2 separate regions of the Mus musculus genome follow, and region 2 is linked to region 1. Evidence: chromatin loops called from intact Hi-C (ENCODE). Cell type or tissue: left cerebral cortex. All regions are shown on one strand. Each heading gives the region's core, and the rest is flanking DNA. Links, peaks and the distances in the headings are about the cores only.

Region 1 (8,000 bases), core at 1-8,000:
GAAAAGAGAAGTAGGATCAGGGTGCGGACCTGCGACTACCTGCTAAGACACACCAACATCCCCAAGTCAGGCAGTGAGACCAGTGTAAGCTGGACACGGGTGACATGGAAGTCAGAGAGAGCAGACAAGCCCACCGGAAAACTGAGAAGGACGGAGATGGGAAAGCCAAAGTTGGATTTGGCCAATAGGGAGGATGCAGGTGCCTATTACAGACCCCCTTGAAACAGGCCACTCTCGGTGCTGGGGGAGAGAGGAACAGAGAGGGTGCTCGTCTGTTCCTTCTTCTGTTTTTTACCTTCCTCCAGTGAGGAGGAGAGTAAATATTAACTGAGTATCTACTGTGCACCCTGCATACTTCCAGACACCAGGGACACACAAACCACGTCTACCTTCTCGAAGACATCTTCTGGTGCTCAGGGAACAGTCCAAAGTGCAAGGAGCCACCGGCTACCCAGCATTTGTGCACACAGATAAGGAGGACGTCGCAATGAGAACATTTTCCTAAACTCCTCAGAAGCACGACAGAATCCCAGAGCACTGCATGTACCCTAACTTTTTTTTTTATCCTCCCTCCGGAAAATAGAACTAACCCCAGGTCAGTCAGCATGCTGAGTCCAACACAACCGACTGTAGACGCCATTTTGGACCCTCTTATCCATCAGGCAGGATCTTAAAGCATCCTGTTGTCTCTTGATATATTTTCTAAACCTAGATATCGAAGCTTGTTCCAAAAATTATATGCCACATGTAAAGCAAAAGGGAAGCAAGAAACCCAAGAGATTGGAAGGGAAGGTAAAAAGGTCAGCACCCAAGCCCTCCGGCCAAGTTGAGAAAACAACCCAACCCCACCGTCTGAGCACGGAGTGGGGGTCACGCTGGGTGCATTCCTTGGCTCTTTGGTGCATATTTCACATTCCCGTCAAGACTATACATAGCAAGTCATCAGAGCCTCGTTTTCTCTGACGGCTCATACAGAATGCCCACAAATAGGCCTCTTCTCTGCCAAAAAGGAGCGAGTGAAACAGGGCAAAAGCACACAGCCTGGCGGCGTTCCTCTTCCTCAAGAGCAAAGTCATCCTGATGCCTTTGGCCTTCTGCACGGGGCAGAGGCAGTCCCTCCTCTTTACATGACAAATATCAGTTATTCAGCCTTACATTTCTTAGCAGTTGCTGGCTATTATTAGTAAGACAGAGAGAGATACCATGTAAAGTGGCTGACCTAACCAGTTCCCCCCTCCCTCTATAAATCACTAGGAAGAAATTAACTCATCCAGTCCGTAATCAGGCCCCCAAATCTGTCCTTTAAAATGTCCTTCGCACGTGCCCTGCATTTGCTGAAATCAGAGAAGGAAGCATACTGTTGCTCACATAGCCAGCGTGAGGCAAAATGCAGAGTGGCTCTGGAAGCTCCTTACCAGCCTCAGGGGTGAGGGAGGGCAAGCTTCATATCACATGGCCTCTGATTGGAGAAGTTAAACCCCTTCTATACAAGTCCAGACCCATGGTGAGGGGAAAAGGTGGGGGGAGGGGGTTCTAAATCTCCATTTTTCTGGGATAGCAAAATGCTTTAACTGGAACCCATGTCAAATCATCTGCCAAATGGGCAGGTTCTCACCAGCCGGTCCTAATCACGGAGCAGGCCTGTGAGGGTGACTTAAGTCCGGCACGAGAAACATTTGTGCAAAACTGTCAGCCACTAGGCCCAGAGCACCCATCCACATTCCAGCCCTCTGAGATCCCACCCCCCCTGAGCCCTTGCCAACTGCCAACGTGCTCGCAGACTAGTACTCACAGCGCAAGCAGCTGCCACTCAGCCAGTCAGCAAGTGGCAGGCCGCCAGCGCACAAGCTTCAAGAGCACCAGCCTGCTAGTCCCAGGGCTGTTAAAGGTTGAAGGTCTACGGGTATGCTAGCCTTTAGATTCGCCTCACTTGCCCTCCTGTCTCCCTCTCCCATGCTTCCCTATCGCGCCTCCCACGGTAGCAGTTCACTCGTCTCTATGGTAACAGCATCTGGTTTCAGAGTTAGAACTTCATGCAGCACAGTTCTCTCTTAGCCTGGGGCTTTTGCCAAGAGGTGCACTAGCAAAAAGGCTGCTGCCTGAGTTGGAGCCACCTGTTTCCCTGTCACCCCGGGAATGACAGTTATGCTGCGTGTCCTCGGATTGTGGCATCTATTTTGTGGAACGAACACTTTAACCTCAGCATGCTCTCCACAGTATAGAGGGGCTGTGCTAGAGCTGGCAGCCAGCGGTATCCAGAGCCAGCCTATCTCCCCCACAGTCTCTGTTGTCAGGGACTTCTGCCTGCTTCCAGAGGTGGCACCAGGGAGCAGAATGACTCCGGCTGTCAGCATGTCCAAACTAGAGTTTGACATCACTGGTTCAATCAGTGCACGCAGCTTCAATTTTATTAGTTAACCTTGTATTTAAACATTATATTCTATCCTCGCCATTTGGTTTGTTGATGACATCCAATGAACCCATCACCTCTCCATTTATAGAAGCTTTTCTGTACCCAGCATATGCTAAACAATTCTGCACTCACATGCCCTGAGGCACAGATATGTATAAAACGTGGAAAAATACCGAGAGTGAAGACTTTTATATCAGCCATTGCTGTTGTGGTAATTATGAACAGTGTTGCTGGGGAATTTTGCTTACAGTCTAAAGGTATCACAAAGCTCAAACCTCAAAACTAGGCTCTCCCGGCTCTTTGGCTGACCTTAAGTCAGATAAAAGATAGAACATAGCACACCACAGATTTCTACTCCAGAACAGCACAAAAATGCCTAAACAATGTTCCCCTGTCCTCCTCACTTCTAAGAGGTAGAGAATCATTCTTTATTATAAGCTCGCTGCAAACACGATGTTTTCTTTTGTTTTTTGTTTTTTTGTTTTTTTTTTAACCAACAGCATTTTTATCGGTGCTTTTGTTACTTTGTAAAATGTGCTGTCCGTATTTGCGAGGTGTATATAAAGAGCAACATACAGCTGTCAGAGTCCTGGGTGACAGAGCCATCTCAGCTCTGTAAAGTGCACTGCCATCTTTTGGCAACATGTGTTCACTACAGCCGATGGATGGCAAGAGGAGAAGGAAGGAAAGTTTGTAACCATTCCCTTCCCAAGTTCACAGAGGTCCCTGGGGGGCCTTGTGTCCCCACAGGAAGTGAGGAAGAACAACGGTGGTCACTGGCTTAACCATGCACAGTGCTGAAGCTCTGGAGAGATATATTAAGAAAAGGAAGAGAGAGATCGGCACAGCAAAGCTGACAAACGTGGTTGATCACAGCTTTGTCTCCCACAGACCAACAGGTCACATGTAGAGTAAGCCGCCCTCCCAACTCAGGAGCTCCCTAATCAGCCTGGTCATTGACACAGGCCGAGGGCCAGGGAAACGTGGCCCCACATGAAATCAGATTTTAGGCTAAAGTAAAAGTAAAACTGCAACCCAGAGCAGGAGCATGCTGCACATAATTCTAGACTTACAAACTGCCTTACAAGTTCCTTTGTACTCTTGGACACTTGTCCCGGAGAAATGAAAGCTTACATTCATACAGAAACCTGTCTGTGAGTGTTCATGGTAGCTTTATTCCTAATAGCTAAGAACTAGACCTGGCCCAAGTACCTTTCTATAGGCAAATGGTTATGGTTTAAAAGCTATAGTTCATCCATATCATGGACTATGGCTTAGTGGTAAGCAAGGAGAAGCCACTGATTCACACACTAAAACAATGTATCTATAGGGGCTTATGCTAAGACAAAGACTCAGATGTTGTACAATTCATTTACATAACACTTCTGGAATGACAGCTTTTCCATATAAAGGACCCGACCTGAAGTTTCTTGGGATTAGAGACGGGAGTGTTGGTGGCTATGAATGAGTGGTACAGCAATGGATGTGGTCCCAGCTTAACTCTGCATCTTATCCTCCATGGTGACAGGAACATGGATCTACACAGATAATAAAAACATACAGACTGCAGACAGAGAGAGGAGAAGACGAATAAAACTGGGTAGATCTGAAGAGTTCCTTGAACTCCAGAAGTGGAAATACAAGTTATGCTATAGTTTTCTAAAGCGCTAATCAACATGGAGCAAAACTGGCCAAGTGTAGGGTTTGTCCTCCAAAAGTAATTTCTCTATTTCTCCTCAGCTATGCCTTCCAATCTACAACTGAGTCAAAATTCCAACTAAGATGTATTCACTTATCATCCTGGACATATTATTTTGCTTGGTGGTTAGGTGCAGATGGAATTGAGCGACACTGAGCGTAACCTCTTTAGTAACTGTGTCTTTGGACAGTGAACAAACCCCATTCAGCATCTCTTTCCAAGAAGCCTACAGCAGTTCATGCTGGTTAAATAAGTCCCTGAAATAACCAAGTCCAATTCATCGTAATGTTCCTACACGAAATTTGTAGGAACCAGATAAGATACTAAGATCTGAATAATCCATAAACCAAGGGCTAGAAATCCGTCCCAACGAGAGTTGGTTCGCATGTGTGCCTTTGAACTCTCCCCTTGAATCTTCTCCAAGTTGGGGCAGGGCCTCCCAAGCTCTGTGCCCAGGTTGCCACCTGAGCTCTGACAGTCTGGACCAGACTATTTAACAAAAGCCAAGGCCTGAAATGGCAAGAGGTCCATATGGGCTCTAGGGATAAGAAAGCCACTGGGATCCAAAGGGAGAGTCCTCTGCAAGGACATAGCATGCTATCGGTGAGACTGCTGGGAAGGACACCCATGCTAACCAGAGAATGACAGCCTGGTGCTGAGGACATTCCCCGGACTCAGTCTACACTCACGTTTAATGTTTAATGGGCTTCCTGGGTCTCATGTTGCCTGAAGCACCTGCTCTTTCAATGTCTTCTTAAGATTTTTCCTGCCAGGCAGAAGACAGAGGCTTCTCTCTAAACCCTTAACTCTGAACTGTCTCTCTTCGAGGAGTTTGGGGTGGGAATAGAAAGGTCCTAAGATAGGAGTCAGGCAAGATGACACAGGTAGTACTGCTCCACGAGAGAAGTTAGGGCCAAGCACAGCAGTGGACATGTCCCTCTACTGTCCCTTCCTCCTCTTCAGTGGCCATTCTCCACAGCCAGTAGCCAAGGAAAGAAAAGAGAGAAAGGAAGCTACCACGTATAATGATGGGGAAACAGATAGGCATAGCTGCAAGCCCATCATGTGAAGAAGGCACCTTCCAGTCAAGGGAGCTCTCTACAATGCTAGTCTTAAAGCAAGAGTGGATGGTGAGCTTCCTATCTCCCCACACCAGTACGTTCCAGTTTGTGCCACTGGCATCCGAAGCTTTCCTTCCCAACCCACTCATTCATAAAACAATTTAGCATCTACCTCCTTTTGAGTATCATTCATTGGTTCTTCTTTATAAGGACCTTCCTGTTGACTATAAGCTACTCAACCCAGAAGAAGAGGCTCAGCAGACATACACACACACACACATACACACACACACACACACACACACACACACACACACACACACCTTAGCTACTGCCTTCCCTAGCTTGCATGGGATGTACTTCTCTAATTAGCACATCAGATACCCAGAAGCCACATAAGAAGTCAGCGCGAGGCTCAGCCCTGCTCCTCAGACCTGCAACTGGACGAGTTAAAATCCCACAATGTGTACAAATACACCTACCAAGAAGCTACATGGCAGCTACTTTGCAAGTAGGACAAAGAGTTGACATGCCAAAGTAAACCTTAAGCTCTAGACATTTCAGCTCAGTCCGTGATTAGTTATTTGTAGTAGATAGGCCACTGGCTGCACCAATAAGTAAATGCCATATCACATTGACATTCATGTCAGTCTATGATTCTATCAACATTTACTTTAGATTCATGGATATTAACCTCAGGTTAGATTCAAGATGGCAGATGGGTAGGGACTCAAAAGCAGGGATTTTTTTTTTCAGGACACCAGGTTGGGAGTCAGCCACATGGCACCTGATCCGGTATAGCCTCTGCCCTGGTCACCTCTGACACACAGAACTGACATCAGCAGAAGTGCTTCCCCTCCCCCACTCTCACCACTATTGCAGCTCTACAGTTCACATCTTCCATCCCGAACAACCGACAGACTGGCAATAGCATGGCTGCCGGCATTCAGTGAAGCTCTTAATACGTTCCAGGCAACATGTTAAGAATTATCCATGCATTATTTCAATCTGGACACTTGCAGTTTGTCTGACTGACTTGTATAGTGCTGATGGAGCAGATATTAAGAACATCCGAGCTGTTCGTTCCTTTAACCAGTTGAGTATTAAATGTGGTTAGCATATGAAATAACGGGTTCTACTATGGCATCGTCATACACATAGATGTCCATCCTTTGCTCTGATTCCCTCCCCCAAGACGAGATTTCCCCATAAAATAGAGACAGCAGGGGTAGAAGTGAAGACCAAGTAAGGGTGCCTCTCGGCTCTCAGAGGGTCTCTACAATTTACGTACGTGGCATGCTATATTATTCAATCACTTCTGAAAGGCTTACCTCTCCTCTATACCTTATTTTCAGTTAGTTCCTTGACAACTTCCTACGTGTGTTGATAACACTCAATCCCACCTCCCCCAACCCTTCCCAAATCCACCCCTTTCCTACCACTCAGCAGTTGGTCTTTCTCCTCTTTCCATCAAGGTCAGTATGGGCTGCCCAAATAGTCTTGGATGTGTGGCCTTCTACTGGAGTGTGCTTGACTCTTAGGAAAAGAAGCTGTCCCTCCCCGTCTCAGCATCTAATTGCCAATAATAGCTCCTCGGCCAGGGGTAAAACTTCATGCCCACCCCTCTCTGTGCTGGCGTGCGGTCTGACTTTGGCTTCCGAGGGTCTGTGCATGCCGTCACACCCACTGTGAGTTCATGTGTGCAGCTGGCCTACTGTCTACAGAAGACAGTGTCCATCCCACCCTCTTCCATAACAACCTCTGAGCCTCTGGAGGGGTGGTGCAGTATATATATGAACATCCTTCAGTCTCTTGCTCTCCGCAACTTGGCCAGTTCTATGTCTCTGTTATTTACCATCTACTGTAAATAGAAGCGTCTCTGATGAGAGATGAGAGATTCAGTCATTTCTAGGTCTAACCATAAGTCATTAGGAGTTTCTTTAATAATACATCTACTTGGCAGAGTAACGGAGATGTGTCCTCACCTGAGCTCTTCTCATCTACTGGTTCGCATCATTTTGCAAGTACTTACCACTTACCAAGGTCTGTGACAAACACTGTACAAAGTGCAACATTACTATCGAATTCAATCTTTATAGAAATCCAATTTTTATACACCTGTATTATTTTCTGCACTCTTCAGTGTATATTTACACGAAGCGTCATTGTACCATGTCTATACAGCATGTAATATCCTTTGAGTGTATCCACTCCTTCTTAGGACTTTTCTTCATCCCCTTCTCACCTTGCCTTTCCCCTCCACATCACTACTTGTCCCTCCTCTGCTTTCTTGTTCATTCCCCACGCCCAGTTCTACATATGCATACAGGTGTGAGATTCTCACCCTTGTGAATCTGGCAGATTTCACTTGATAAGATCTCCAGCTCCACCCATATTCCCATAATTAATGTGATTTTGTTCTTGTTATAGCTGAATATAACTCCATTGTGTCTATATGCCGAATTTTCTTTATCCATTCATCTGTTGATGGGCAGCTACGCTGAGGCTGTTCATCATTTTGAACGCTTCTGCTGTAAATATGGGCACACGGGTATCCAGTAGTAAACTGGCTTTGATGCTTAGGGCTGTATGCCCAGAAGGGATAGAACTGTAGCAGGTAATAGTTCTATTTTTTTTAAGAAATCTCCCCATCAATTTTATAGTGATTGGCTCGGGAAATAATAACAAAAATTGGCAAATGAGATTGTATCAAATTAAAAGTCTCTACACCTCATGTAGTGGTACACGCCTGCAAACCCAGCACCCATTAGTGAGGCTAAAGGAACAAGATCTTGAATTTGAAGCTACTTAGTGATATCCCGCTTCA
Region 2 (16,175 bases), core at 3,069-11,068, 450 kb before region 1:
TGTGCATGTGTGTGTGTGTAAGTGTGTGAGTATATGTGCGTGAGTGTGTGTGTGTGCTATGATTTTCCTTCATAGCATCTCGGCCCTTTCTTGTTATTAGCCTCATTCTAACTTTCGCATGGCATTGGCCTTTGTTTTGATATTTATGGTCAGAAACCAGTGGCTACTGACTGATTTTTTTTTTTTTAATGTTCAAAGAACACACAGCAAAGCCATGAACCCAGAAATATGTCATGGAATCCTTTCTAATATAGACTGCTACAAAAAGTTCAAGTATCAGACTTGTAAGTCTGAGAGCCTAGATCTAGGTCTTGACTTTAGCCAAAATCCTCACTGAAATCCCTTAACAGGGCCTTCTCTGGGCTGCTTGCTACACTCCTCAGCCTGTAGATTACCATCCTCAGCCTCTAGATTACCATCCTCAGCCTCTAGATTACCATCCTCAGCCTGTAGATTACCATCCTCAGCCTGTAGATTACCATCCTCAGCCTGTAGATTACCATCCTCAGCCTGTAGATGATTACCATCCTCAGCCTGTAGATGATTACCATCCTCAGCCTGTAGATTACCATCCTCAGCCTGTAGATGATTACCATCCTCAGCCTGTAGATGATTACCATCCTCAGCCTGTAGATGATTACCATCCTCAGCCTGTAGATTACCATCCTCAGCCTGTAGATGATTACCATCCTCAGCCTGTAGATGATTACCATCCTCAGCCTGTAGATGATACCCATCCTCAGCCTGTAGATGATTACCATCCTCAGCCTGTAGATTACCATCCTCAGCCTGTAGATGATTACCATCCTCAGCCTGTAGATTACCATCCTCAGCCTGTAGATGATTACCATCCTCAGCCTGTAGATTACCATCCTCAGCCTGTAGATTACCATCCTCAGCCTGTAGATTACCATCCTCAGCCTGTAGATTACCATCCTCAGCCTGTAGATGATTACCATCCTCAGCCTGTAGATTACCATCCTCAGCCTGTAGATGATTACCATCCTCAGCCTGTAGATTACCATCCTCAGCCTGTAGATTACCATCCTCAGCCTGTAGATGATTACCATCCTCAGCCTGTAGATTACCATCCTCAGCCTGTAGATTACCATCCTCAGCCTGTAGATTACCATCCTCAGCCTGTAGATTACCATCCTCAGCCTGTAGATTACCATCCTCAGCCTGTAGATGATTACCATCCTCAGCCTGTAGATTACCATCCTCAGCCTGTAGATGATTACCATCCTCAGCCTGTAGATTACCATCCTCAGCCTGTAGATGATTACCATCCTCAGCCTGTAGATTACCATCCTCAGCCTGTAGATTACCATCCTCAGCCTGTAGATTACCATCCTCAGCCTGTAGATTACCATCCTCAGCCTGTAGATGATTACCATCCTCAGCCTGTAGATTACCATCCTCAGCCTGTAGATGATTACCATCCTCAGCCTGTAGATTACCATCCTCAGCCTGTAGATTACCATCCTCAGCCTGTAGATTACCATCCTCAGCCTGTAGATGATTACCATCCTCAGCCTGTAGATTACCATCCTCAGCCTGTAGATTACCATCCTCAGCCTGTAGATTGCCACTAAGGAAGACTACAGTCTCTTAAAGACTTAAAGTGAGCTTCCACTCATGGCAAAAAAAAAATTAATAATAATAATCTACAAATACAAGTAAGCAAATGATACCTCATCTAGATTACATGTGTGCACGTGGCTGGTCCTTTAATTGGCCCTGTTAATACACTGATTAGTTATAAGAAAAAAATATCATTATATAGCTTGAAGAGTGTCCCCATGTCCTCTTATGGTGGTGGTTTATTTTTATTTAAATATTGTGTGTGTGCCTGCTACATGGTGCCCATACAGGCAAGAAAAAGGAGTCTGGTGCTAGCACAGGAATTACAGGCTTCAAGGTGGGTGCTGGGAAATGAACTTGGGCCCTCTGAGAGAGTAGCAAACACTCCTAAGCACTGTACTCTTCTCCAGCGTTTCGTGTACTGCTTTAGACAAGATATAAAATACAGAGGACCTCAGAGGAACCAGGACTTGGAAGTAAATACGATTCCTAGGGTCCGCCCTGATACTTTGTTCTTGAACGCTGCCACCGCCTTTTAAGGTACTTGATATGATAACCCAGCAGGATTAAAGAGAAGAACTGAGCAAACGCTGGCTATCACAGCTACCCTGACCGTTCCCTTACTCTCTCCACCAACCCCTTTTTAAAAAATCTATATTAGAACAAATCGTCCCATTCTCGTTTTCTGTTGTGATTCAGTGCTAAGCATACAACTTATTCAGCAGTGACACAGGTGCACAGAGATATCGTGTTCTGTGTAACAGGGTGAGCCCACATCAAGATATCAGTGCTCAGAGGGAGTGGTGGTGACCAGAGAACTTGGCCAAGCCCAGGGCAAATGAGGTGAGGACACCACCTGGACACTCCAGACTGCTCGGGTCATGGGAAAGCAAAAACTGGCAAGAGCAGAGTCTAGAAATGTCTCACATCTCTTAACCTTACAAGTCAACAGAGATGAAGACAAGAACCTGGAGGCTTAGCAGTCCTCTAAGATCTGAGGCTGGCTGGAGGGATGGAAACCAGGCAAAGAATGTACCAGACTGTCTAATGAGGCACTAGTAAGTGTCTGGCTCTTATACTGTTGGCTCTATTTGCCAAAATACACTTCAAATATACAAGTAAGACTTTTAATAACTGGGATTTTTATGTTTACACTATCTGTAGAAAGTGTCAGAAATACAAACTAGAAGAAAACGAAAGAACAAGAAGAGCGCTGGTTATATACTCTTTAGCTTGGAGAAATTCTACAATACAGATCAGATAACCAGTTTCTCCTTTCAGAAAATCATCAGGGACAGAGACCCAACCAGCTTCAGTGATCAGCCCAGAGCTGGCCTCATACATGATGTGGGAGTATTTGTCTTTGTTATTGTTGTGGACCACACAAATGAGTATACAGCCTCGAGAAAGCTCAAGATGGACTGCTATATGACCAAAGTGCTAGGTGACGAACCCTCTGCCTTGTGTCCCTCCTGACCTTCAAGTTGAAGTTGTGGATAAGTATATGAAAGAATTCAACAGCCTAAAATAAAAAGTAAGTCAAAAGATTACAAGATTGCTGTGTATCTATCCTACCGGTTGGTAGCCTGGAATATCCTAAACACCACACCAACTGTAGTAATTGCTACAGAATTGCTGAGTACCCATGACACAAGAGGGAGGGTGATAGGAGACATATAGGCCTAAAGTTGGTATCTACTATCCATGAAACCTGAAACAACTCACTTACTGTTTATTTTTCTTACTCATATGCTAGGTTATTGTCTCTAAAGTCTATTTCAGAGTAAGTTTCTTACTCTAAGCTGATCTTCGGGAGGAGAAAATCAGATTCAACGGGGTCAGCCAGCGTCCTTGATCTTCATCAATTCCCACACAGAGTTTTTCCCACCCTAATCCACATACTTTTCAGTGTGTGAACAACTAAACTGCTTACAGGAGATTTGCTGGTAACATAAATGCAAAAGAAGGATTCCAGAAAATTAACATGTCATCATCTTTTGTCAGAGCAATGTAGACTCACCAATTCAACACCCTCCTGAACTCGTTAACTAACAGCCTAAAAAGAAAAAGAAAAAAAAAATTAAGCAACTTAGAGTCAAGACACAAAACTTACAGAGTGTTCTGCCTCACCCAAGAATCTTACATGAAACAGTCTTTTGGCTTACTTTCAGGTCTTACATAATGGTGCCAGTGGCAAATGCTGACCAAACAAACCATCAATAGACAATAGCTAGTGAGTAGAGGTTCATTAAAGTAGAATTCCGTGATATATATCATGCCATTCTGTGATACGAAGGTTTATAGCAAGTGATTTTTCTAAGTTGAAAAGAACCACAAATTCATCAATGTGCAACTTTCAGGACAGCCTGGTAGTGACAGGAGATGATGAGTGTGGGGGTTGGGGTGGCCCTGAGTGAAGCTAAATAATCCCTGATCCCTAAAAAATCCCATCAGCATCGTCATTCCCCTGGGGTATTCCGTGTTCTCGCCACATTTAAAATTGCAAAGGCTATTCAGTTCAAATCACACCACCCTCCAGTCTAATAAAAGTTCTACCTAGTTTCAGTCAGATGGACTAACCATGCTCTACCCTTTGTCTCCCACTGAGTGTAACGTAAGACCTGCAACCCACAAGTAAATGTTTGAAGACTGAAAAGCACACAGCTGCAGGTAGAATAGAGGGAAGGGGGCTTCAAAATGGCGCTGGTTTGCAGTGGTCCACATTTCCACATTGATGTCCTATCCTAAACCCAAACCATCCTAAATCTCCAAACAGGATCAGCAAGAATACAAACAGGTTTTGATCAGTCCATCTCAGTTTTCAACTTGATAAGATCTAGAAACAACCCCTAGCTGGACCTCTGGGAATAGCCTGCTGAGGATGGTCTTGATTAGTGGAGGTTTGAAGATTCTGGATGGCACCATTCCCTGGACCAGCATCCTAGACTGTATAAAACAGAGAAACTGACTTAAGCATAAGCCATGGCTCCACCTGCTTCAGTCTCCTCCCTGCCTTGTCTTCCCCGTCATGATTGGCCTGTACTCTGAATTGTGAACCCAAATCCCTTCTTCCTCTGTTTCTTTTGTCAGAGTAGTTTATCATAGCAACAGAAGAATGGGTAATCGGGAACTTCAAGACAAGCATCATTATTGGGCTCCAGGTATGAGGAAGGAAGTACTTGCCAGAATTCCCAATTCTGAGGAAGAAGAAACTTACTTCCATGGGAAGAGATCTGATCCTAAGACATGAGAGGATGGGGTGAACTTCACAATCCCTCTACTGCTTATCTGGGGACATAAAAGTTTCAGGTAAAATAAGAGAGATACTAGCTGTCTGAGGAAGAAGAAATGGAAAAGGAGAATTTTAGGAAACTGGGAAATAGTGAGATCATTCAGAAGCAGGAGCATGGGGCCTTGCTTCCTGGGGTCATCCCCCACTGTACTTGCATGGGTCTGGACTTATGCATGCCAGAGACTCTGAAAACTAAACATCAGAGAGTTTCCCAGACTTTTAGACTGACCACCGAAGGGCACACGTAAGGTGTTAGGTGTAAATGTATGGCAAAGATTCTGAAAATAGACATAAAGAAGAGATTATTTTAACAGCTCATGAAGCTATTGGAACAGAAACGAGTGAGTACCACTAGGAAGTCTACATCATACAAAGTTAATAACACAAATGTAATATGTGGGCCAATTACTTTAAATCTATAAACTGTCTAACCCAAAGGCTCTCAATCTGTGGATCACGACCTCTTGGGAGTTGAATGACCCTTTCACAGGGGTTACCTTACAACTCTGGAATACATAGATGTTTACATTACAACTCATAACTCTCAAAATTACAGTTAAGAAGTGGTCATGAAAATAATTTTATGGCTGGAGGTCACCACAACATGAAGAACTGTATTAGGTTAGGAAGGTTGAGAACCACAGGTCCAAAATAACCTAACATGAAGCAAAAACAAACAAACAGAAACAAAACAAAACAAAAACCTATGGGTCTTGGTATTAAGATAATTACATTTTTAATGATAAACATATTAATAAAAATAAAGTCCTAGTCCCAGTTGAGTTCATTGGTAAGTTCTGCAAAATATCAAAAGAAAGAGTTACAGAGATTCTATGAAATGTCTTGAAAAGCCAGAAGCTAGGAGGATGACTTTCCAGCTTAATTTGTGAGGCTAGCTTTACCCTAGTATCAAAATCAAGTAAGGACCACAGCGGAGGGACTATAGTCATGGTCCTTGGGGCACTGCCATCACTCACGCTGTCAAGAGACTTTTCAGTGATTCTGATTTTGAGTCACACTTGCTTCCGTAAGTAACCCCATATCCCTGTAACTTAAATAACCCCAATAAACTCACTGGTTCACCAGGAGGGAAAAGGATAACATTTAAAAAAAACCAAAAATATAAACCAATCTCCCTCAGAAAATTAGATGTAAAAATCCTCAGTAAAATATTAACAAATTAAATGCAGCAGCACACACACCTTCTCTCTCTACCCTCTCTCCTTCTCTCAAATTCACCATGACTAAATGATGTTTATCCTAAACATGCATGGCTGGCTCCATCTTCAAAACTGAGTCATTATATTTATCCATTTTGACTGTCCATAAAGAAGCACAAAATAATGTCAATCCAAGTTCTAAAAATAGTCAATCAAATTATCATTTCATAATAAAACTTACAGGAAATTATGAATAGAAAAAAAAAACCCTTTCTCAACATGATCCTGATAATAGCCTAGTTAGCTGTCAGACTGAGTGCTTTCTTCCCTAGTATTAGGAGTAAAGCAAACACAGGGTTCTCACCACCCTTCTGCAACACCATAAAGGAAATCCTCGAGAGTGCAAGAACTTACAAAATGACTAAATGTGTAGACTGGAAAAGGTGAAGCTTTCCCTCTTGGCAGGGAACATGACTGTCTGTATAGAAAGCTTCAAACAATCTGTTAAAACATGAGAATTTTCTGGTAACTACTAAGTGACTTAACAATAGTTTTAGTACACCTGGACAACACATAAATGTTTGTCCTACTTCTATGTACAGCAGTGACCAACTGAAAAAGCATATTTCTTTTTACCAATTAGAGCATCTTCTGAGTATATGCCCAGGAGAGGTATTGCTGGATCTTCCAGTAGTACTATGTCCATTCTGAGGAACTGCCAGGCTGACTTCCAGAGTGGTTGTACAAGGTTGCAATCCCACCAGCAATGGAGGAGTGTTCCTCTTTCTCCACATCCTCGCCAGCATCTGCTGTCACCTGAATTTTTGATCTTAGTCATTCTGACTGTGTGAGGTGGAATCTCAGGGTTGTTTTGATTTGCATTTCCCTGATGATTAAGGATGCTGAACATTTTTGCAGGTGCTTCTCAGCCCTTCGGTATTTCTCAGCTGAGAATTCTTTGTTTAGCTCTGTGCCCCATTTTTTTTAAATGGGGTTATTTGAATTTCTGGAGTCCAGCTTCTTGAGCTCTTTGTATATATTGGATATTAGTCCCCTATCAGATTTAGGATTAGTAAAAATCCTTTCCCAATCTGTTGGTGGCCTCTTTGTCTTATTGACGGTGTCTTTTGCCTTACAGAAGCTTTGTGATTTTATGAGGACACATGCTCCACTATGTTCATAGCAGCCTTATTTATAATAGCCAGAAGCTGGAAAGAACCCTTAACAGAGGAATGGATATAGAAAATGTGGTACATTTACACAATAGAGTACTACTCAGCTATTAAAAACAATGAATTTATGAAATTCTTGGGCAAATGGATGTATCTGGAGGATATCATCCTGAGTGAGGTAACCCAATCAGAAAAGAAGTCACTTGATATGCACTCACTGATAAGTGGATATTAGCCCAGAAACTTAGAATACCCAAGATACAATTTGCAAAACATAAGAAAATCAATAAGAAGGAAGACCAATGTGTGGATACTTCATTCTTCCTTAGAATAGGGAACAAAATACCTATGGAAGGAGTTACAGAGACAAAGTTTGGAGCTAAGACAAAAGGATGGACTATCCAGAGACTACCCCACTCAGGGATCCATCCCATAATCAGCCACCAAACCAGACACTATTTCATATGCCAGCAAGATTTCGCTGAAAGGACCCTGATATAGCTGTCTCGTATGAGGCTATGCCAGGGCCTGGCCAATACAGAAGTGGATGCTCACAGTCATCTATTGGATGGAACACAGGGCTCCCAATGGAGGAACTAGAGAAAGTACCCAAGGAGCTGATGGGGTCTGCAACCCAATAGGTGGAACAACAATATGAACTAACCAGTACCCCCAGAGCTCGTGTCTCTAGCTGCATATGTAGTAGAAGATGGCTTAGTCGGCCATCATTGGGAAGAGAGGCCCCTAGGTCTTGCAAACTTTATATGCACCAGTACAGGGGAACGCCAGGGCCAAGAAGTGGGAGGGGGTGGGTAGGGCAGCAGGGCAGTGGTGGGGTGGGGTACAGGGAACTTTCAGGATAGCATTTGAAATGTAAATAAAGAAAATATCTAATAAAAAAGAAAGAAAAAAAGAAAAAGCATATTTCTTAGGCAGTATCATTTATAGTAACTAAGAAATTAATATTGTATATAAGGTCCTGGAAATTGATTATAACAAATGCTGATGAAAGATAGCAGAAAACATTTTAATCTAGAGACAGATCAGGTTCACTGGTGGGAAAACTCAAGGGGAGAGAAGGTGTGAATTGCCCCATGGAGATCTACTGATATGAGCCAGCTGCAATTAGAATCACTACTCACTGGTTTTTGCTCACTTGGCTGACTGTATTGTTTACGTGGAAAGGCACCAAAACATCTTTGTTCATCTTGAAGGAGCAATCAAATTAAACACACGCGCACACACACACACACACACACACACACACACACACACACACACAGTGTTTTAAAGGCTTCTTATAAAGCAACCATCAGCAAGACATTGTGGTGTTGGCAAAAATCTAAAATCAATGTACACAACAATAAACCCACACAAAGGCGATCAATTACTTTTCGGTAAAAGTTTAAATACGAGCCAGTAGGGAAAAGACAGTCATAAATCAACTGGTACAGAAACAACTCTATCTTCTGGGCAAAATTACCTTTCCCTAAATTATATACTTAATACATTGATTAGCTCAAAAGTGATGGTGCATCATCATCGCAAGCTTTCAGAAGCGCACATATGTGTGTAAGCTAAAATCATAGACTTGCACACTAAACTATTATACTGTAGGTAAATCTCAAAGATTAAATTTAAAAGAAGTTATCCTTTGATTCTTACTAGTAATGATTAGATAACAAAGATTAGAAAACAAAAAATCAAAGATTTTTTTTAAAGGATTTCAGTGAGTTAGTAAAAATTTAACTACATTTAAACCTTTGGCTCCTAAAATTTTCTCTCAAGGACAAAATGCCAATTTTCCCTATAACACTTGTTGGATATTGCCCTCAGTAAGATCCTAGAACTCATTATGTTTACAGATTAAGTGGACCTGCTAAGGGTGTCCATTATGAACCCAAGAGTATGGGTAGAAAAAAGCTGACGCTGAGGATGGGTCCTCACGCGTATTCAGCAGGCTGAGATCTCAAGGGCATCCAGGTCACAGGGATATAACATTAGTACCGTGGCACCATGACTCCAACCTTAGGCTATTCAGACTTAAAAAACCTCCTATTGTGGAAAGTGGAGAGACTAGAAAACAAAACAAGAGGTCAAAGTGCCTAAGGACTTTGAAGTGATTTAAAGCACTGACTATCCAATACTGCTGATCTGTTGTGTGTCACTGATGCTATAATTGGGGGCCCTGTGATCCATCCAATAGCTGACTGTGAGCATCCACTTCTGTGTTTGCTAGGCCCCGGCATAGTCTCACAAGAGACAGCTATATCTGGGTCCTTTCAGCAAAATCTTGCTAGTGTATGCAATGGTGTCAGCATTTGGAAGCTGATTATGGGATGGATCCTGGAGATTCCACCTCACACCAGTCAGAATGGCTAAGATAAAAAATTCAGGTGACAGCAGATGCTGGCGAGGATGTGGAGAAAGAAGAACACTCCTCCATTGTTGGTGGGATTGCAAGCTTGTACAACCACTCTGGAAATCAGTCTGGCAGTTCCTCAGAAAATTGGACATAGTACTACAGGAGAATACTGCAATACCTCTCCTGGGCATATATCCAGAAGATGTTCCAACCGATAAGAAGGACACATGCTCCACTATGTTCATAGCAGCCTTATTTATAATAGCCAGAAGCTGGAAAGAACCCAGATGTCCCCCAACAGAGGAATGGATACAGAAAATATGGTACATTTACACAATGGAGTACTACTCAGCTATTAAAAAGAATGAATTTATGAAATTCCTAGGCAAATGGATGGACCTGGAGGGTATATCCTGAGTAAGGTAACCCAATCACAAAGGAAATCTCACAATATGTACTCACTGATAAGTGGATATTAACCCAGAAACTTAGGATACCCAAGATATAAGATACAATTTGCTAAACACATGAAACTCAAGAAGAATGACAACCAAACTGTAATGCTTTCTAATGGACTTTCTCAATGCCTGTGTTCCAGATACTCAGGGTAAGACACACCAACCTTCTCATCCTCTCTCTCTCATTAGTGTTTGGGAGAGATAATAAAATTCATATATCCAGAACATTTGTGATTTAAACCCAACCTTCTGTGTAGCATTGTAATGTCATCATTTTCTTTTCCACTCATGAAAAAATAGACAGTAGTGTGATAATCTAATGTATTTATTTCAGCCATGCCATGGAACCCTCAAGCTTCCTGAGTTTTTCTGTATTTTAATGCATAATTTATCACCATCTGTGTCTGATTAGGTGTGAGGTCACAAAGTCCAGATTTCTGCCGTGCACCTACAGATGAGACTCACCTTCTTCTTGTCATAGCTTTGCCAATCCCCTTACCAAGTCTTCTCATCTCGGTCACATATAGAATCTCTTCATGTATAATTGCCCCAGCTCTCCCTCAGTCTGAAAGTAGGCACCTCCTCCTCTCACCAAATCATAGCTGACACAAGACTTTATTCTTCAAAAGACCAGTTTCACTAGAGTACAAGCTACCCTAGTCAGACATGATTTTTATTCTTGTCACTGCCTGGCGCGAAGTTATGCTCACTAAGAACCTGTCAGATAAGGAGGCTTATGGGGCATATAGTGATTGCCATGCAGAGAAGTAGAAATCCCTGCTCCCCAAACCACCAGCCATTCTTGAGCCCCTCACTGAGTTCGTAGGACCTCTTCATCCATCCCTCTGAGAATCCTCAGTTTCACTTTATTCTGTCTGTGAGAAAACAAGCCAGTTATCCCATCATGACCTTTCAAAAATGCTGCTGGGACCACAGAAAACAGAGCTTTTTTACATCGCTTTGCACGACCCTTGCCCTTCTTTATTCCAAATTGAGGGCTCCAGCAAGAGATTTTATTTCACGTTTGGGCAAGACAAGTGCTTACTCCCAAACCCCAAAGCCCTAACAACAAAGTGATAGGGAAAAATCCATTTTTAGCATCACAAAGTTCCAAGGGAAAGGTTGAGGTTTCAGTGTTTTTTTTTTTTCTTAAACATTTCAAAGCAGGCAAACTGAAGCTGTTCCTGTTACTCACTGTTACTCACTGATAAGTGGATATTAGCCCAGAAACTTAGGATACCCAAGATATAAGATATAATTTGCTAAAAACATTAAACTCAAGAGAACGAAGACCAAAGTGTGGACACTTTGCCCCTTCTTAGAATCGGAAACAAAACACCCATGGAAGGAGTTACAGAGACAAAATTTGGAAGTGTGACGAAAGGATGGACCATCTAGTGATTGCCATATCCAGAGATCCATCCCATGATCAGCTTCCAAATGCTGACACCATTGCATACACTAGCAAGATTTTGCTGAAAGGACCCAGATATAGCTGTCTCTTGTGAGACTATGCCAGGGCCTAGCAAACACAGAAGTGGATGCTCACAGTCAGCTATTGAATGGATCACAGGGCCCCCAATGGAGGAACTAGAGAAAGCACCCAAGGAACTAAAGGGAATTGCAACCCTATAGGTGGAACAACAACATGAACTAAGCAGTACCCTGGAGCTCTTGTCTCTAGCTGCATATGTATCAAAAGATGGCCTAGTCGGCTATCACTGCAAAGAGAGGCCCATTGGACTTGCAAACTTTATATGCCCCAGTACAGGGGAACGCCAGGGCCAAAAAGGGGGAGTGGGTGGGTAGAGGAGTGGGGGTGGGTGGGTATGGGGGACTTTTGGTATAGCATTGGAAATGTAGATGAGCTAAATACCTAATAAAAAATGGAAAAAAAAAAAAAAAGCAGGCTGAGCAAGCCATGGGGAGCAAGCCAGTAGGCAGCACCCTTTCATAGCCTCTGATTCGGTTTCTGCATCCAGGCTTCTGTCTTGAGTTCCTGACTTCCCTCAGTGATGGAGAAGTTGTAAGCTGAAATGAACCCTTTTTTCCCAAGGTTGCTTTGGGTCAGGGTGTCTTAGGTTTCTGCTGCTATGATAAACAGCATCCCAATCACGGGTGAGATCACAGCTCCCCAATAACATAAAAATACAGCATGAGAAAGCATACGTCCTTATAGATTCACAGGCATCACACCCTCTTCTCTGAACCTTTGCATAGGTGACTTTAGATCGCCTCAAATTGCTATTACTTTGTTAAATGTCCTAGACAAAATACCCTGTGGCAACGATTATTAGTAACATTTCACCACTGGCCCTTCCTTGTACTCGTTTGTCAATTAAAATTCAACTGAGAGCACAAAGTATGGTTTATACCCAGAAGTCTGAACATTTGTAGTACTGTTTCCAAACTCATACATGCTAGGAGGGAAGTGTTTTCCAAAAGTGCAATTTATACACTTGCGATACAAGGCTGCGATATAAGGAATAAATACATAATGTGTATTATGCAAGTAAGCAGGGCGTGCTACTGATCTGAAGTTCCCGTGGCTGAACACAGGTGCAGAATTTAGGTCCCAGTTCTGGAAAGCAGTAGCATAGTTCCTGGCCTCCTGATACATTCCCTGGGTTTGATTTGATTCCTGGCAAAACAGAAACAAAGCTGTGTGGTGTGTCTACGTCTGACTATCGTAGTTGGTAAATAGGAGGGTACAGATGGGAGAGTGGAGAGAGTAGCAGTCTCAAATGCAGGTCAAGTAACTGAAGAAGAACAGCACACATTTCTCTGGGGAATGAAAAGAACCACGGGGTGTACTTTGTGGTGTCTAATGATTCCCAAGCATGTGCCCAGCCCTGGGTGTGGTTAGGCTATCTCGTGTCACTAAAGTGAAGAAACCTGATTTTTCCTCTCCCAGCAGCTACCAAACGCAGGTATCTTCTTGGTTAGGGATGAGACTCTGTGTCCATTTCTCTTTCATTGCTTGGGTTTTGTCTGGTTTGGACTATGCAGGTCCTGTGACACTGTCATAGTCTCCACCAGTCCGTATGATCATTAGTTCCCTTGTGTCTGAAAAATGCTGTTTCTTTGGAGTTGTCAACACCTCTGGCTCCTACAGCCCTCCTGACTTCTCATCTGCATAGATCCCCAAGATAAAGATTCGGCATCTAAGCCCTGGTCCTGTGCTTGGTGGTGCACACCTTAATCCCAGCACTTGGGGGGCAGAGAGTTAGATCTCTGAGTTTGAGGCCAGCCTGGTCTATAGAGCAAGTTCCAGGGAAAGCCAGGACTGCACAGAGAAACTTTGTCTTAAAAACAAAACACAAAACAAATAAGCAAACAATTGTAAGGTATCCAATACTAGAATTTGAGGGTGAGCATTATTTTGAGTGTACATACCCTCACTCCCCCACTGTACAGATGTTCCTTGATGTACAGTGGAGTTACTTCCTAAGGACACCACTGGAAGTCAACTATCATTCTTATTATAATACAGCTGAGCTATGAATCACCATGACTTAGCAACAGTCCACTGCAGCATTGGTTGTTTATCTTCATAATTGGTGCTGGCCAGAGCTGCAGCAATGTCACAAGAGAGCACCCACCAATCATGTGTCCTAGCCAGGGGACAGAGCACAAGTGAGAGAAAAATCTCTTGCATACCACAGTGAAGTCAAAAGATTATAAATGGAACCTTTGTTAACCCAGAGAACGTCTGTGTGTTAGTCTTACACATCATGAGAGTCAAAAAATACATTTAAGAAACTACAAGAATAAAAAAGACTGCCTTTCCTGTGCTTAAATACAATGAGTGCTGTCTGGACACATATTTTCTGGAAGGAGAGGCAAAGACTTCATGTTTAATTAGCAGCCTTTTGGAAAACAGAGCAGCAGAAACTGCAGTGGTTCCCATGTAGCTAAGGGAGATGTGTTCTTTAGAGCTAACACACCGATATCCTGAAAATGAAGCAATCTTGCCCTGACTTAATCAAGAGAGGAGTGAATACTAGTCTTGTCATGTGACACAGTTCCAGACAGCCCAAAGCCTTGAAGTAGAAAGATTTTTTTACACTTTGTCCAGGACTCCCATAGAACCACAGTACTCTAAGAATAGGACACAGACAACATAAATCTTCCTAAGAGGAGCTGTGTTTAATGATATGCAAAAGTAAAATATTATTCTTACAATTTCCATACTTAACACAAAATCTCATACTTATGCCTCACCTTATCCAGTATGGCCAACCCAGTTTTCCCTTTTTTCAATAAAGGAGTGGAGATGTTTATTTAAATAAAAATTGTGAGATACAGAATTAGAATATTTACATCATATGCCATCTTGGGTCCAGCGTGTATGGATAGCTAAACAAACATCTATGATAATCTCAAGATGAAGAATGATATATAGAATAATAGAATTAACTGGCCTAAGGAGTGCCAGGAACCTTAGAAATCTATGTTTTTATTTGAAAATTCCTTAAAAAAGAAGCAAAAATAGGATGGATTTGGTCTTGAAAGCAGCCCATTCTCTGAGGGAAAGTTCTCCAGGGCCAACAAATGGAAACCCATCCATGGTTTTGTCATTCAGTCATCAATTTTAATTTGATTAATAGAACTCTCTAGAAACCAAGTGATAAAAGTTGGCCATTTCAAAGATGAATCTTGCCTTTTGCTATAGTTTCTTTGTAACAGCAGAAGTATGGAAGTAACAGAATATGGGACAATTCCCCACAGGTGTTCAATAAAATTTATCTCAGTAGACATTAGGAAATCTTTGTTTCAGTGAAGATATGATTTTTTTTTAGCTGCTCAGATAACCTATGTCCTTGGAATCTTGATTCTTTTTCTCAAGGACGATGAGCATGACCTAAACCATGGATTACCCTGGGGATTCTTTTAGTTATGAACCCTCCAAGCTTTGGCTGGGCATAAGAGTTCTGTCATAAACTGAATTGTATGCTCTTAGGGAGAAGTGGCATACACTAGCAAAGATGACTGAATTTTGTTGTTATTATTTTCTTATGTATGAAGCCGGGTAACCTGGACTCTCCCAGTTTCCAGTACTTTGGAAACGATAAGCACTGTAGACCTGAAGACATGAACCCTTTTGAGGGTGGCACAGAGTCACCACAAACGTGCGCTCCTGAATTACATCACTGAATACAGGAGTCTCTCCAGCTGTCTCACTCATCTCTGGATTCTTACAAGAAAGAAGGAAACAAAAAGAGTTAGATCTTATTTAATGACATAAGATTGGCTCAGCTTCATTAGAATTATACCTAATATACGAAGTGTTGATTAAATAATCTCTAGAGAACATGCCAGTTCTGAGTTGTGCTCTATGTAGTGGATGAAAAAGCCTTGATTTAGGATGAGACCAGAGAAGATTGCCTCATTATCCTGCCAGGGATGATCACAGACAAACACACAGGTTGAAGCTTCAGATCAATTTTAAATGATTGTCTCTCTCTTATTTCTCAATAGCCCAGGCTGAAAGGCTTCTTTATTCCATCTTTTAATTGCTGTGTTAACCACTTTCAATGGCTTTCCATTTTACTAGCAGGCAGGACGACAACAGAGTGCCTTCATTTCAAAGGCTATCTTCAAATTCCCACGGGCATTTAGTAAAGTTTCATTCTCCTCAGGCATAATCCTCTGAGGAGATTAGATCACTAAAAGGACACCCCCCCTCCCAACTCCCAAACAATATTGGGCAGGCAGGGAAGGCTTGTAGTGATATGAAGTTTGGAAGCTAAAGCCCTCAGCTCACATGAGAGCCCACAGTGACTCTGAGAAAAATCAACGGTACTTGACTCACAGTTGCTTTTGCAAGCCATTTCCAAGAACATGAACCCAGAAAAACTTATCAGTTTATACATGCACATCTTTTATTTTTTAGATGTATTTATTTATTATGTAAACAGTATTCTGTATGCATATATGCCTACAGGCCAGAAGAAGGCACAAGATCTCATTACAGATGGTTGTGAGCCACCATGTGATTGCTGGGAATTGAACTCGGGACTTCTGGCAGAGCAGCCAGTGCTCTTAACCTCTAAACCATCTTTCCAGTCCATAAATGCACATCTTTACTCACCTGGTTTTATATAAAATTTAGAGACACACACACTGTCCTTTCATTTAGTG

Evidence for each region. Peaks named below come from ENCODE experiments on the same cell type or tissue, not always from the same donor. Only the 100,000 strongest peaks of a DNase experiment are listed, where the experiment ranks them.
Region 2: it touches region 1 in a loop (5-fold over the local background); 17 of 42 quality-filtered maps call a loop at or near these places.

Annotation. Positions count from the first base shown.
Region 1 is chr5:88,923,760-88,931,759 of GRCm38, reverse strand. All of the region lies in intron 1 of Slc4a4 (solute carrier family 4 (anion exchanger), member 4), which reads right to left. Among named protein-coding and RNA genes, the nearest start is that of Slc4a4, 40 kb to the right of the region's middle. In left cerebral cortex, for the core only: CTCF peaks have their summits at 2,315 and 3,050 (motif pointing left); DNase peaks (open chromatin) are centred at 1,056, 2,016, 2,613, 3,024 and 1 more place; H3K4me3 peaks cover 392 bases; H3K27ac peaks cover 2,339 bases.
Region 2 is chr5:89,367,778-89,383,952 of GRCm38, reverse strand. No RefSeq gene overlaps it. Among named protein-coding and RNA genes, the nearest start is that of Gc, 82 kb to the left of the region's middle. In left cerebral cortex, for the core only: no CTCF peak of the experiment used is centred there; no DNase peak of the experiment used is centred there.